2 separate regions of the Homo sapiens genome follow, and region 1 is linked to region 2. The links are chromatin contacts, found by Hi-C in ENCODE. All regions are on one chromosome and are shown on one strand. The core of a region is the stretch at or near the end of the contact, and the rest is flanking DNA. Distances in the headings are between cores, read along the strand shown. Region 1 holds the start of CTNND2 (catenin delta 2). Region 2 overlaps CTNND2 (catenin delta 2).

Evidence for each region. Hi-C counts contacts between places; a loop is a spot of excess contacts on that map. Pooled maps may share reads with other maps.
Region 1: a map of Calu3 shows a loop between it and region 2 (2.5-fold over the local background). The contact joins the promoter of CTNND2 here to the enhancer-like site in region 2. A Hi-C loop is called at or near these places in 2 of 168 maps with a recorded cell type or tissue (Calu3 and posterior cingulate gyrus) and 4 of 50 pooled maps.

Annotation. Positions count from the first base shown.
Region 1 is chr5:11,902,962-11,908,190 of GRCh38, forward strand. It overlaps CTNND2 (catenin delta 2), which reads right to left and starts at 1,485. Exons shown (of 22, transcript NM_001332.4): 1 at 856-1,485. The coding sequence starts at 892.
Region 2 is chr5:11,788,339-11,793,295 of GRCh38, forward strand. All of the region lies in intron 1 of CTNND2 (catenin delta 2), which reads right to left. Among named protein-coding and RNA genes, the nearest start is that of CTNND2, 110 kb to the right of the region's middle. Within about 2 kb of position 3,618, at least 2 of the 41 ENCODE cell types and tissues checked have a DNase peak (open chromatin) inside an H3K27ac peak, as active enhancers do.

The DNA.
Region 1 (5,229 bases), core at 235-2,734, 110 kb after region 2:
ACCAGGGAGGCTGCATCACCTTTCTAGTGACTTAATTCTGAAAGCAGAGGCTCAACCTGCCGAGTGGCAATCGAAGAAAACACACTACACACCAGAATAAGATGAGGGTCGGGAAAAAAAGAAAAAAGCAGCTTCGCTTTCAGCCATTAATTACGGATCACCCCAATTTTGCATCGCTCATCTCCCATACACACGCACAGCCTTCCAAACCTGGCTTTCAGGCGGCGCTTTCTGGAGCCTGGCTGTCTATTGTCAGCACGCAGAAGCCCCCGAAACCTGTGAAGCCGGCTGCAAAGGCTTGCTGGGAAGCCGCTAAATATAGACCAAGGGGGCTCAGGGTCTGGCAAGCCGCGGGAGCCTGAAGACACGGCCATGGACGCATATGACTAAGTCTTTCCATTTTGTTCTAGCCAAACATCGTAATGACATTGAACATAAGGGCAAAAGACTGGAGGGAAGTCCTCCCCACCCCCACCCCGTCTCCTCCCGTATATTAGGGACGTCATGAATGCACCGAGTATGTTCTCAGGGTGGCGGGGAGCAGCATTGTCGGTGTTGCCCTAAATACGCTTCCTCCCGGGGAGATGGGTGGCAGGGAGGGGGAGCACGCAGGGCAGCCACTTGGTAACCGCTCCAAGAAAGGCACTAACCCCGGACCCCCTTCCAGGCACAGCGGCTTCCGAGGGGGACCTGGCGCGATCGCGGTCCTCCCCGAGGCAGGCAGAAACCCCGCAGCAGCCGCCGCCGCCGCCTGCCGGCCGGGAGCCCAGGACCACCCCCACCAGCGGCAAGAGGAGGAGGACGGCGCCGGGAGGAGGCTGCGCCCGGCCCCGGCCGCCCAGCCCCGCAACTCACCCAAAGGCGCGGCGCCCGGCGGCTTCCTCGCAAACATGCACCCTCCGCCGGCGACAGCTCCTCAGTCCGGGAAGAGGCGTGCGCGGCGCCGCCCGGCTTCAGGGCAAGGTCCTGACCTTGCCCAACTGCAGCATCTTCCGCTTTTGTTGTCTGAGCGCGGCCGCGGGACAAGGGATGCTGGCGGGCGGCAGGGGCGAGCGCCGCGGGCGAGAGGCGGCTCCCGACGCGAGTGCGCAGCGCCCGGCCCGGCGGCCCCTCCGAGCTCGGCGAGCGCAGCGCCCCCTGCCCGGCTCCGCGGGCTCCACGGGCTCCTGCGGGCTCCTCGGGGCTCCGGGCGCCGCCGCCAGCCGGCCGGGCTGAGAGAGCAGCCGCCGCGCCCGCAGCTCCGCTCAGCCGGCTGTCGCCGCGGGCGCGAGCCTGGGGCCGCCGCGGCGCCCGGCGCCGAGCGCTCCCGAGCTGCGCCCCGCGCGCGGCCCGCGCCACCTGTGCCGCCGCCGCCTCAGCCGCCGAGGGCGAGGCTCCTCCCGCGGCGCGCGGCAGCCTCAGCCTCCACCTAAACCTCGGCGGCCGGCCCGGGCGCCCGGCTAGTGAGGGAGCGTCCGCCCCGCCGCCGAAACCGGCCCCGGGTGCGGAGCATGCCCAGTGCCGCCGCGAGAGCGGCGCTTCGCCGCGCGCGTTCCACTTCTCCTGGTTTTCGCGGCAGCAGCGGCAGCCGCGGGAGAGAGGGGAGGAGGCCGCGGGTTGGGAGAGGGCCGAGCATCCTTGGGAACGCACGCCCTGGACCTGAGATGGGTGGATGCTCCGGAGCTAGGCGAAAGCTGGAAGGGACCCGGGAAGGGATGGAACCCCAGGTTACTCCGCTTCCCTAATTCACGTGCAAGGCGCTGACAGTTGACTCTGGTGGGGCAGATGTCAGCCTGCAACAAAGGACCAGGGTGCGAGGGGTCCTAGAGTGGCCAGGTGGGTTGGGGGAGGGAGGCTGGCGGAACGTGCTGGTGAGCGCAGGTAGATGCTCTTGCAGATCCTGTGATTCCAGAGCTAAGGAGGCACGAAGTCCAGCAGAGGTCTTCTCCACAGCACCTGCCCAATCTTGCCATCACCTTCCCTGTTCAGATGGCATGTTTTTGGCGGGTAGTGAGGGTTTCTCCTTAGGCAAAATCACTTCAGATTTGAAACTGGAATGTCTGTAAACTTCCTGCAAGAAAGACCCTTGCCCAGTCTGGAACTTGAGCAGATTAAGTTCTCTCTCCTCCCCTTCTTGTGCCACCTTGTCCTCCTCTCTTGGTATCTTCTGCTGCATCTCTGCCACCTTCTCTTCCTCCTTTTCTTCCTTATTTCAAAGTGAACCACTCCCCTGATCCTTCCCCACAGTCTTCCAGTGCATCTCGCATTGCCTTCTTCACGTTCAAATCAGTTTTCCATATCACCTCCTGGCTTGACTGCTCCTTGACCCCATCGGGACTTCCCCATGCGTAGCCTGCTGTGAAATACAGCAAGTGGAATCACCGTATTCAAAGTCTTGTTGAAAAACGAAACCCAAAACATGTGCCAAGGAAGGCCTCTGGGCCTTCGCCCCTGTCCCTCTGATTCAGCAGCAGTCAGGACGGGGCTCACGTCTGCTGCATTCACAAGCCAAGCCAAGCAGGGCACAGCCTGCCCAGGGGCCAGGTCGAATGTTCCTCCTAATTATGCCACGGGCATGACCCTGAACACCGCAGACTGTCTGAGGTTGTGATCTCCTCCACCCCCCCCACCCCCCCCACCCCCGCAGAGCTTGTTTCTGAAACACAAATAAGCATGACAGAATGCAGGAAATTGTAATAAAAGGGATTTGGTGCTTACGATTCTCAGTAACATTGTGCTTCTATTTTGTGTTGAAAGAGATTATCCAACAAACTTAAATGATTTGAATATTCAAGTCTATTCTTTATTATACTTGGGAGTAAGTTGAAATATAAATGGAAGTAAGAGTGAAGGAGAAAAGCGGTACAGAGGTTAAATAGGTAACAAATAATTGCTAGGAGGAGCAGATTAAGCAGACTATTGACAACAGTACAAATGTTCGCTTTTATTCCTCCTACCCCAGGTGTGGACATGCACACACAGGCTTTGTCTCACCTGCAAAAAACAGTTCTCCAAGCTAACTCCAAGTGTCTTAAAGCCAGTTTGATATTAAAATATCCTGAGTCCTGTGAGGGAAGACATGCAAGACCATTTTTTTCATCACACGTTTAATTGTAATTTTTATCTTAGTTCTCAGAAAGGCAGTTCAATTACACTGAGTACGTGGTACAAGACAAATTAGCAGCACCATATCCATTAGGCCACATTATATTTCAAGAGATGTTCTTAGTTCCCACCTGAGCTTCTGTCAGTCTGCTATCGTTTGGTTTTCTCTTTGCATCTTCTAACTCAAGAAGTCAGTGGGGAGGTGGAAAGGGAGATGAGGGGACATCAGTTACTCTTTAGATTAAAATGGAGGTAGATGTGTAGATGCTATCCACAGGTAATATATGTGTCTTTTATGCCTGATATAGATCTAAGTAAAGAAAATAATTTTCTAACGTTTTTTAGTTACTATCGAGATGAGCAATGACAAATTCTATCAACTAATTGTGTGTCTGGGAAATGAGCTGGAGGCAGTCCCTACAGATACTGTTGGGGCTGGGGCTGGTGTGATATGGTTATTTAGGAAGCAGAGTGGTAAAGTCCAATGTCCTGGACTGCTTTGATTTCATTTGCTCAGTGCCCCATTTCATTGAAACATTTATGACTTTTATTATTCTAGAATAATTTGTAACTTAAGATATTATTCAATTCACAATTAGATAATATTGAAAAATAAAGCAAAATGAACATGTATAATGTTAGATCTTGGAACGACTCACTGCTGCCATCTTTTGCCTCCTGCTTCCGATAGTTCCTATATAAAGGAATATTCTGAATCCTCAAATTCACTATGAGACTAGAACATTATTAGTTTATTATTTTCAAATTACAGTACTCAATGCTCAGTGAAAAACCTTCATTGTATTTCTTCTGTTTATGCATTAATAGAGTTATCTGATACAGAAATCACATATAAATACTAAATGCTATATCTCTTGATTTTTCAAATCACTTTTCAAAATTTGAAGCAAACGTTTTTATATGGAAGTGTAACTTAACTTTAGAAATAAAATCTAACAATTCCAAATATTTTTTATAAATGTATGTGTCTTATTTTGTAATTCAAAGTATGTCGATTTTAGGAGAATGGCATTCTTATTTAAGTCACAGCTGTTTCAATATGGCATTGTTTGTTGCTATTGAGATTCAAATAGAAGATAATATTTTTGTAATTTTTTAAGTGAATTACCCATTGATAAACAATTGAGAAATTTTCAAATTGGGAAATGAAATCAGGTGAGTGATTATTGTTGCTGTTCAGCATTTAAATAGGGAGAGTAATGATACTTCTTTCAATTCACAATTTAAATTTTAAAGCAAATTACCTGAAATAGTAACCCAATAGTGTCATCATAAGTACATGTGTGTATATATTTGGGAGGCTAACACACACTGTTTGCTCTTGATCATAAAAGTTATGATATTTGTTACCTGAAAGTATCTCTAAGTTTTTGAAGACTGTAAAGTAGTTAACTAATTTAAACTAACCATTTTAGTTAAGATCAACGTGTGGGTCATTTCACTATTTGATTGCAAACTTCACATTTTCACTCAAATTGCCTTTTATTATTGCTGCAACTCCTATGATGGTATCATTCATTCATTCAGCAAATGTTTATTGAGCATCCATCCGCTGTGGTTCAGTATTGGCCAAAATTTGGAGAATTAGTAGCAAACAATAGAGAAGACAACAAATTCCTTATCCTCCCAGAGTTTAATTATGAATTGGGGTTATGGGGGAAGCAGAAATTGAAGCACTGCAGAGAGGTAATCACCACCAGAAGCTGAAATGAGGAACACAAATGTCCTCATTTCTTCCTAATTGTCTGTGTGCCTCAGTGTATTGGCTTCCTGTTATGGGAGGAAAGTTCATCTATATTGGATTAAGCCGTGGTGGTTGGATTCTGTTACCTGCATCAAATTCAAGCTCAAATTGAAATATATGTTATCTGTAATGTCTCCCCTCTGCTCACTATAGCTGTTATTACTGTATTTCCCCCACAATGTATTTCCAAAAATTAAAACATTTTTTCAACAAAGTGAGTAAATGAATATGGTCTAAATCATATGTATTAGAAGATAAATTAAGGAATAATATAAGACCAGTTTTTTATTGTCACTGACCAATAAATTCATGTTCAAAGCATTGCACAATGAGTCCACCTCAACGATTTTTATACTGTCTCCCAAAATGAAATACCTCAT
Region 2 (4,957 bases), core at 2,368-4,867:
GGCTGCCTTCACTCCAGCAAAGAGCAAGTATCATAACTTTATCTCACATTTTATACTTTTTAAATATTTAGGGCCTTTAATCAACTTGGAATTTATGTGTTTAGTGGGAAGATGAAAATCTAATATTACTTTACTTTTCCATATAGACAGCCAAAGATACCACATTAAGACAACAGCACTGATTGAAAAAGTCTCCTCTGTTTCTCCCTTATATATGAAATTCTCACATACGTAGAAGTCTATTTCTAGTTATATCATTGTTTTAAGAGCTTAGTGATGCAATCCATGTAAATAAAAACAAGCACAGTGCTCATGCATACTTTGTCTTATTAACATTATTATTATTATTATTTATTATACTTTAAGTTCTAGGGTACATGTGCGCAATGTGCAGGTTTGTTACATATGTATACATGTGCCATGTTGGTGTGCTGCACTCATTAACTCGTCATTTACATTAGGTATATCTCCTAATGCTATCCCTCCCCCCTCCCCCTACCCCACAACAGGCCCTGGTGTGGGATGTACCCCTTCCTGTGTCCAAGTGTTCTCATTGTTCAATTCCCACCTATGAATGAGAACATGCAGTGTTTGGTTTTTTGTCCTTGCGATAGTTTGCTGAGAATGATGGTTTCCAACTTCATCCATGTCAAAGAAATGCATATCAAAACCACAATGAGATACCATCTCACACCAGTTAGAATGGCGATCATTAAAAAGTCAGGGAACAACAGGTGCTGGAGAGGATGTGGAGAAATAGGAACACTTTTACACTGTTGGTGGGACTGTAAACTAGTCGACCATCATGGAAGACAGTGTGGTGATTTCTCAAGGATCTAGAACTAGAAATACCATTTGACCTAACATTATTACTACTTTCTAAATTATCCTGGATTATTTTGTTCACTTACATTTTCATGTGACTTTCTGAATCAATTTTTTGCCACTCCTGAAAAATCTTCTTTGGATTTTGGAGTGGGAGAGCATTAAATTTGTTTATTAGGAGTAATTTTCTCTTGCCTTCCCATTCACAAACCTTCTACTGTCTCCTTTTATCCTGTTCTTCTTTATGAGCTTCTATGAAATTTATCTCCTAAAAAGTTTTGCATATTTTTGTTAGGATTTTATTTATGCATCTTATAATTTTATTATTTCTGCGAGTAAGAATATATTTTCTATTATATTTTCTAGTTATTTATGGCTGGTATAGAGGAAAGCTATTGATTTTTGTATTTTGAGATTTAATCTGAATATCTTAATGGACTCATTTTTATTAGTTATAATAGCTTTTCAGTTACTCCCTTGGGTTTTCTGGGTATATAGACTATAAAGTCTACAAATAATGCCATATTTCTTGCTTCCAAATCTTTTTACCCCTGCCATATTTAGAATTGCCTAGTATCTCAAATACAATGTTGAATATTGGAAGTGATACAAAGCATAACATTCCAGATTTTAATTAAAATACTTCTCATATTTCACCACTGAATATAATATTCTGATTGGTAACTCCTTTACAAGTTTAAGAACTTCCTTTTATTTTATTCTGCTAAGAGATTTGTTTTTTAACCAAGATTGGGTATTACACGTTATCAAATGTATGTTGAACATCTGCTGAGATGACCAGAAAGCCTTTCTTCTGACTAGTATTAATGTACTAGTTTTCATTCATGAGTTTTCTAATATTGAGCCATCCTTGCATATTTGCAACAAAACATGCTTTGCTATAACTAGTTTTTATGCTTCGAGGATTGAATTTGCTCCAGTGTTTAAAATTGAGCTGGACCTATCATTTCATTTACTGATTTCCATTTCTGGCCGGGTTACTGGGGTATCCTGTATTGCTTATCTAAAAATTAAATTTCTCAAAAATAAACTTTTTTTGGTTAATCAATTTGAATTGCATCATGTCATTCATTTGTCAGTCTTTCCATTATCCCCTACTCCAGAAGAAGTTTCAGCCACTTAGTGCCTGCCATATGCTTGTTGCTGTTCATTAGAAAAACATTTCAATATGAAGTCCTGGAGCCCTCTGAGTTGACTGACAATGTCATAGAGGTGTAGATTGAGCATGGGCTTTTGAGTCAGAGCTGACAGGTCCCCTTACTGTGTCAGTTTAAACCTATGCTCTCTTCCTTTGTAAAATGAACATAATTCCTACGTTATATGCTGCTGTAATGACTGAGTAAGGTAATGCTCACAGTGTACCTAGGGCACACAAGATTTTCTACACGTAATGATGTGCTGATTTTTCTTGATGAATGTGAATGTGAACATTTGCTTCTTTGAATATGTCAGCCTTGGTCTCTGCATGTTGAGTGATGCATAGAGTTTACACAGTAAATCTACAAATATCACTCATAAAAGAAATGTTTACGGGTAGTCCTTTGAAAACAAATTGGCATTTATTTACAAAATCAAAAGTTAGATACAGACCCTGGGACAATCTGACAGTGGAGGGAATGAACACCATGTGGTAGGGTCAGGAGCCCACATAGCAATTGTCACAGAATGAATGGTATTCCCCAGATAGATACGTTGAGGGCTTAATTCTCCAGTATCAGTGAACATGATCTTATTCAGACATGGGATTTTTGCAGACATAACTGGTTCAAATGAGGTTACACTGGGATGGGATGGGCCCAATCCAACAGGACTGGAGTCCTTAAAAAAAGAGAGATGATGATGTGAAGACACTGGCACCCTGGGAGAACACCATGGGAAGACAGAGGCGGACAGTGGAGCAACATATCTACAAGCAAGGAATGCCTGGGGTTACCAGGAGCTGGAAGAGGCATGAATCCTCCTCCAGAGATGTCAGAGGGAACATGGCTGTGCCAACACTCTGATTTCAGATTTCTAACCTGCAGAAGGGTAAGATAATACATTTCAGTTATTTTAAACCACATAGTTGGTCATACTTTGTTACAGCAGCCTGCGGGGTATGGGCAGGGGGTATCTCATGGATCAGAGCCATGAAATAACTTAGAGGTTCAGGTTGTCAAGCAAACCAAGAGGAAGACCGTGCAACAAGAAAATGCTGATATTAAGCCAAATGTTATCTGAGCTAGTATGAAAGCAAGAACATGTTCTCAAGTGCACACCAGCTAGAACAAATGGAAGGAAATGGCCGAAAGGGTCAGAGAATAAATGGCATAAATGCCACGATGGCTACTTATGTTGAAGATTTATTAAAAGTGCATCAGATGCTCATCAATCCACTAGGTAATGGGTGTGACTGTAACTGTTAAGTATATTTGATAATGTATTTGGCAAACGTTGCCATAGAAACACAATTTCATGGAACAAAGAAACACTAGCTTAATCTCCAATGTAATTTTGCTATGAAAGTGGTTCACGAAAACGAATCTGGGACATTGAGGCTCTTTCTTGCCTCAGAATTAACATTTATCCTATTAATTCATTACTGCTAAACTTTGGGATCCATAATCTTTCCTAGGTAGTATCAATCTCAGTCTTCAGAATTTCACCCTCCCCATCCCTCCCTATTTTCTGAGTGCTGAGAGAAGCAAAGTCAATTGTTATTCTAACTGATCAGATACTCTAGGCAAACAAAATGCAGTCATGCTGGTTTCACACTGGTCAAACAGGATCAAAGATGAGGATGCCATGCCAAGAAAGTGGGTGACTGCATTTAACATTCTACAAATAGAATTAATTGACTTGCTGTCCAAGTCATATGATGAAGCTATTCTAACTCTGGGAATGAAACCAGAATTTCTCACCATCAATTCTCTTTTCTCTTCTCTAGACCATGCGGTCTCAAAGTTTTTATTCTCCAATGATAATCAGTTTAAATGAGAGAATGCCTGCCAAACCCAATGCTCTAATTACATAGTTAGGAAGAACTGATAATAATTATTGCAATGTTCTACCCTCAAAAACTGTTAGGCAATGCTGACTGATTTAGATACCGAGACACAATTTTCTTTAAAATACACACACACACATATATATTTTAAAAACTGTCTAAATGTGTACATGCCACAAAAATCCATCATTAATGATTGTTAGCATAAATTTGTAACTAGCAAAACTAGTTCTGAGGCTTATGTTTCGCTTTCCATTTTTAAGTAATTCAAAAGTATTGGTTAAATCAATGAATGCATGAATATTTTATTAACATGGTCTGCAAATATAAGAAAGAGAAAAAGTCCTGAGATGCTCCTTCCCCACATATTTTTGTGCAAGCATGAACGCTTTCAAATATTTAAATACAAGTACAGCAGGGGTCTAAGAGGAAGCACATCAAGGCCGATGAATTGAGTGTTCAAGATATTATTCATGCCTGACATGGCTTTTTATAAAATTACACTTCTTGTCACCTAGAATTTTACTGATTCTTTCTTTTAATTATCAAATTCCATGGTTACTTCCACCAATAAAACAGCAATGTCCTCTTAAAAGAAAAATATTCTAGCAGCACACAATGCTTCTATTCTGCTTCCATTTCCTCTTTCCCTACGGAAGGCTTCCTTGCCAGATTCCATTCACAGCCAAAAAACTCTTGCCAACAAAGGCTTAAAATGATAAACTAACTCAGGGATAAATGGCAGAAGCCACATTTATTTAGGGGGAAAAAACGTCCACATTTACAGAACTCTCTAATACATATCATGATTTCCCAGCGATGCATTTTAAGTAAAATTAGAAATGCTTTAGATGGCTAAAAATTCTAATGCAATCAATTTTCATAATTTTTTCCATACAATGGACACTAAGGTAACTGATGTCGATTTCCACAGATAAAGAATTTGACAAATATTTTACAGTTTGCTGTGCTATTGGTTTATGGGGCTCCCGACCCTTACTATAAATGTCCACTCTTCACATAGGCCCAACAGGTGGATCTTTCCGAGGCCCCACGTCTGATCTGCTCTGCCTACTTGCTCCTCTCCATTTTCCATTTCTCAGGAAATGGCAATTCTGTTCCTCT